Regions from separate parts of the Homo sapiens genome. Here region 1 is linked to region 2. The links are chromatin loops, found by intact Hi-C in ENCODE. Cell type or tissue: CD4-positive, alpha-beta T cell. All regions are shown on one strand. Each heading gives the region's core, and the rest is flanking DNA. Links, peaks and the distances in the headings are about the cores only. Region 1 overlaps UBE2B (ubiquitin conjugating enzyme E2 B). Region 2 overlaps CDKL3 (cyclin dependent kinase like 3).

What was found. A loop is a pair of places that touch in the nucleus more often than their neighbours do. Peaks named below come from ENCODE experiments on the same cell type or tissue, not always from the same donor. Only the 100,000 strongest peaks of a DNase experiment are listed, where the experiment ranks them.
Region 1: it touches region 2 in a loop (15-fold over the local background); 19 of 110 quality-filtered maps call a loop at or near these places.

The regions. Positions count from the first base shown.
Region 1 is chr5:134,379,775-134,382,583 of GRCh38, reverse strand. It overlaps UBE2B (ubiquitin conjugating enzyme E2 B), which reads right to left. Exons shown (of 6, transcript NM_003337.4): 4 at 1,776-1,865. Among named protein-coding and RNA genes, the nearest start is that of UBE2B, 9.6 kb to the right of the region's middle. In CD4-positive, alpha-beta T cell, for the core only: no CTCF peak of the experiment used is centred there; a DNase peak (open chromatin) is centred at 1,263.
Region 2 is chr5:134,301,515-134,304,323 of GRCh38, reverse strand. It overlaps CDKL3 (cyclin dependent kinase like 3), which reads left to right. Exons shown (of 13, transcript NM_001113575.2): 12 at 1,637-1,734. Among named protein-coding and RNA genes, the nearest start is that of CDKL3, 64 kb to the left of the region's middle. In CD4-positive, alpha-beta T cell, for the core only: a CTCF peak has its summit at 1,304 (motif pointing left); a DNase peak (open chromatin) is centred at 1,283.

The sequences.
Region 1 (2,809 bases), core at 108-2,607, 78 kb before region 2:
TAAGCTGGTCTTGAACTCCTGGGCTCAAGCAATCCACCCTCCTCAGCCTTCCAAAGTGCTGGAATTAATAGGCATGAACCACTGTGTGTGGTCATTGACTCCAACTTTGTATATGCAAAATTGTACTTTTGAGATAGAATCTTGCTCTGTTGCCCAGGCTAGAGTGCAGTGGCACAGTCATGGCTCACTGCAGCCTTGACCTCCTGGGCTCAAGTGATCCTCTCACCTCAGCCTCCATAAGTAGCTGAGACTACAGGTGTGCGCCACCATGCCTTGATATTTTTTTTGTTTTTTATAGGGATGGGACCTCGCTATGTTGCCCAGGCTGGTCTCTGACTCCTGGTCTCAAGCAACCTTCCCACCTTGGCCTCCCAAGGTGCTGGGATTATAGGTATGAACCACCACGCCTGGCCAAAATTGTATTTTTGAAAAGCTTAATTTTAGCCAACAGATTTTTCTTATTTTTCACAATTCCACAAATAAATAGATAATACTTTTATCTATTTCTTTTAGTAGAGACAGGATCTTACTATGTTACCTAGGCTGGCCTCAAGCCACCCTCCTGCCTTAGCCTCTGGAGTAGCTGGGACTACAGGTGTGCACCACTGTGCCTGGCTTACATATTACCTTTGTTTTTTTGGAGACAGAGTCTTGGTTTGTCACCCAGGCTGAAGTGCAGTGTTGTGAGCTCAGCTCACTGCAACCTCCGTCTCCCAGGTTCAAGTGATTCTCCTGTCTCAGCCTCCTGAGTAGCTGAGATTACAGGTGCCCACCATCATGCCTGACTAATTTTTGTATTTTTAGTAGTGATGGGGTTTCACCATGTTGGCCGGGCTGGTCTCAAACTCCTGACCTCAGGTGATCCGCCCACCTTGGCCTCCCAAAGTGCTGAGTTTATAGGTATGAGCCACCATGCCCGACCATGTATTACTTTTAATTCAGGAGTTATTAAAACAACTTGACCTCAAATTTGGAAGCTTTGTAAGAGTCTAGCTACAGAAACATAGCTAAAGGCTGGAAAAAATGGCCCATTCCTGTAATCACAGTGCTTTGGGAGGTCAAAGTGGGAGGACTGCTTGAGGCTAGGAGTTCAAGGACCAGCCTGGGCAACACACAGAGACTTTGTGTCTACAAAAAAGAAAAAGAAAACAAACAAAAAAATTAGCTGGGCATGGTGGTCCACACCTGTCGTCCCAGCTAGTTAGGAGTCTGAGGCAGGAGGATTACTTGAACCCAGGAGTTTGAGGTAACAGTGAACTGTGACTGTACCACTGCACTCCAGCAGGGGTGACAGAGTATAACTTTGTCTCTGAAGAAATAAGAAACAAACCAAAAATCCACAACAAACCCAGCACTTTGGGAGGCCAAGGTGGGCAGATCACAAGGTCAGGAGATCGAGACCATCCTGGCTAACATGGTGAAACCCCGTCTCTACTAAAAATATAAAAAATTAGCCAGGCGTGGTGGTGGACGCCTGTAGTCCCAGCTACTCACAAGGCTGAGGCAGGAGAATGGCGTGAACCCGGGAGGCGGAGCTTGCAGTGAGCCGAGATCGCGCCACTGCACTCCAGCCTGGGCGACAGAGCGAGACTCCGTCTCAAAAAAAAAAAAAAAAAAAAAAAAAAAAATCCACAACAAAATACGTGGCTCACATGGACATGGAAGCAACACCTACAAGTGAGCCCTAACAGTAAAAAGTAAGGTGAAAGAGCTAAAAGGAGGGAAACAACTCTTTTCCCCACTATCATCTGCAAAATCTATAAAATGCTACTTACCATTTGGATGAAACATTTTGGATAAAAACCTAACAGTTGGTGGTTTATTTGGATATTCTTCAGAAAATTCTATTACTAGTTTAAAAGTACCTAGAGAGAAAACAAAATAATTATAGTAAAGACAAGCACGACTTTTTAATCTCTTCATCAGTTCTCAACTGCATACTGGTTTTTGTACAACCACATAAAAGTTAGTATGTCAACGTTGGTTCGGCATACAAAACATCCTAAATATACTCTATTTATGTTAGAATGGTAACACGCAGCATTGGCAAGCGGTTGGGGAACAAGCACATTCATGTTGCTATTGGTGGGAGTGTTAACTGTCATATTTTTGGAAGGCAACTAGGCCCTAGCTACCAAGATTTAAAATGCATATTTGAAGAACTACAAATAGTTTATTATAGCTTAGAATGGGAGTTGGTTAAAGGATTTTGAGAGGGTCTGACTACCACATGGCAAAGGACCCTCCCAGGAGGTGGAGGTTGCAGTGAGCCCAGATCATGCCGCTATGCTCTGGCATGGGTGACAAAGCAAGACTCCGTCTCACACACACAAAAAAACTTTAACTCAGAAAATCTTCATTAAAAATAACTGTAGCCAGGTGGGGTGGCTCACGCCTGTAATTCCAGCACTTTGGGAGGCTAAGGTGGGCGGATCACCTGAGGTCAGGAGTTGAGACTAGCCTGGCCAACGTGGTCAAACTCCACCTCTACTAAAAGTACAAAAATGAGCTGGGTATGGGGGTGCCTGTAATCTCAGCTACTCAGGAGGGTGAGGCAAGAGAATTGCTTGAACCTGGGAGGCGGAGGTTGCTGTGAGCAGAGATCGCGCCATTGCACTCTAGTCTGGGTGACAAGAGCAAGACTCTGTCTCCAAAAAAAAAAGGTAGGTTAAACTGCAAACCCATTACACAGAATATAAATTAAAATTATATTTCTCCCCAAGTTGGTGATAAGTGTAAGCAATGTTTTACATATTTGCAACTGTCTCTTTAATGACTGGCTTAACAGAAGATAGCTGGATTCTCTTAT
Region 2 (2,809 bases), core at 206-2,705:
GTGATTTAGGTAGAAAATAGTAAATTGGTGAGGAAAACATTTCAGCTGATGAGATTTTCTCCCCATTGTCAAATAAGGGGTATGATTTTAAGGAGATAATTTTAAAGAGGCTTAGGCGTGTAATCCCAGCATTTTGGGAGGCCAATGCAGGAGGATTGCTTGGGCCCAGGAGTTTGAGACAAGCCTGGGCAACATAGCAAAACCCTGTCTCTACAAAAAATAAAATAGCTTGGTGTGGTGGTGTGTGCCTGTAGTCCCAGCTACTCCAGAGGCTGAGGTAGGAGGATTGCTTGACCCAGGAAGTTGAGACTGCAGTGAGCCATGATCACGCCACTGTACTGCACTCCAGGATGACATAATGAGACCCTGTCTCTAAAAAAAAAAAATTTTTTTTTAATTAAAAAGAAAAATAAAGAGAGGTTAAGACAGCTTTAAAAGGTAAATTATTAAAATTTATTTATTTATTTATTTATTTAAGACAGAGTCTCACTCTGCTGCCCAGGCTGGAGTGCAGTGTTGCAATCTCAGCTCAGTGCAACCACCACCTCCCAGGTTCAAGTGATTCTCGTGCCTAGCCTCCTGAGTAGCTGGGACTACAGGTGCCCACCAACACGCCTGGCTAATTTTTGTATTTTTAGTAGAGACGGGGGGGGGGTTCCACCATTTTGGACAGGCTGATTTCGAACTCCTGACCTCAGGTGATCCACCTGTCTCAACCTCCCAAAGTGCTGGGATTACAGGCGTGAGCCATTGCAGCTGGCTGCAAAGGATAAATTTTTTATTAGCTCAATGTTGTTGAAATGTTAGAATAGTATTTGAGAAATTTGTTTAGTATATGACCTGGGGTAAATTGCCTTTCTATGTTTCTTCATGATCATTTACCCATATAGTAGCAGAAATTTTATATGTATTTTGAGCATCCAAGGATTAAATATATAAGATTTATAGGCTGGGCACAGTGGCTCACACCTGTAATCCCAGCACTTTGGGAAGCCAAGGTGGGCGGATCACCTGAGGTCAGGAATTTGAGACCACCCTGGCCAATATGGCAAAACCCCATCTCTATTAGCCAGGCATGGTGGCTCATGCCTGTAATCCCGGCTACTTGGGAGGCTGAGGCAGGAAAATCACTTGAAACCGGGAGGCGGAGGTTGCAGTGAGCCGAGATCGCGCCACTGCACTCCAGCCTGGGTGACAGAGTGAGACTCCATCTCAAAAAAAAAAAAAATTTATGAACTTAAGATTTATATCAGAATGAAACGCACTTTTGTCTTGAATAAATGTTATGTTTCTTTGAAGAACAGTGACACCTTGTGAAAAATTAATATAATAGCAAGAATATCATCCTTGTACAGTTCAAGAGGAATTATCTGATCCACTTAACAGTTACACTGAGAATAATAAAATAAAATAAAATAAAATAAATGTCTTATTTTAATACTTAGTAGACTATTTGTAAAGTTATAAAACAAATAATTTACCATATTTTACCATTACAACTCATAATTTATTTTGTTCCTTTGTAATAAACTGAGAAACTGACTTAGTGGATTTCTATTTGAAATTCTTGGAAAGGAAAGTAAAATTTCAAAGTAGGAATAACAAATTTTCATTGTTTTGTATATTTTTGCAAAAGTTAAACAGATAAAAATGCTGAAGAGGGAGTCAAAGAAAACAGAGTCATCTAAGATACCAACTTTACTTAACGTGGATCAAAATCAAGAAAAACAAGAGGTAACTCTTTTTGTATATAGCTTTTACTAAGGCATGTTGTTTAGAGGACTTGACTCAGTGTATAAATTTAGTTATTACTATTGGAAAGCTATATAAAAATTCAAAATTTTATAATCTTTGAACTAAAGAAACAGATCTATATTTTCCTAGAATAACCCATTAATAAAAGTTTCTAAAAGTTATTTTTTGGTGGGTAATGTTGAATGATTAGAATGCATGGCACCCAGGGAAAATATTATCTGTATTGTGTGTAGTGTCAGATATCAGGCAGGTAAGTCAGACTAGTGAAAATGAATAATGGTATAAATATATGGTTATATGGCCACAAGCATGTGTGTCTTTGCCTTTAAGCCTCTTCCTTCCTTCGTTTTCTCTCCAGTTTATTCCCTTATCTCTGCTGTCTGCCTGCTGTCCTATTTTCACAAATATTTGCTCTCAGCTAACTATCAGGTAATCTTGTTGAAATATTCCCAGTCCCTACCCACCAGAGAGATTCTCAAATTTTATTTGAAAATCTTGAAGCCTGTAATATCCAAATGAATGCTCTATAAAGACAGTCTTTTAAGAGAGAGAGATTGTGCTGAGCACCCACTGAATTAAATCATATCGATGGCCTCCTATTCTACACTTGTGAGGTCATCTCTGTATGTGATTTATCAACTTCTGTTTTTGTGTTTGTTTGTTTGTTTGTTTGTTTGTTTTTGAGACGGAGTGTCTCTCTGTTGCCCAGGCTGGAGTGCAGTGGCGCGATCTCGGCTCACTGCAACCTCTGCCTCCCGGGTTCAAGCAATTCTCCTGCCTCAGCCTCCCAAGTAGCTGGGACTACAGGCACACGCCACCACACCCAGCTATTTTTTTTAAAAAATATTTTTAGTAGAGACGGGGTTTCACTGTGTTAGCCAGGATGGTCTCGATCTCCTGACCTCGTGATCCACCCGCCTGGGCCTCCCAAAGTGCTGGGATTATAGGTGTGAGCCGCCGCATCTGGCCCAACTTCTGTTTTTTTAAAAAATAAAATTTATTACAGTTTTACTCATGATAAAATTAGTAAATACTTATTAAGAAAATTTGAAGA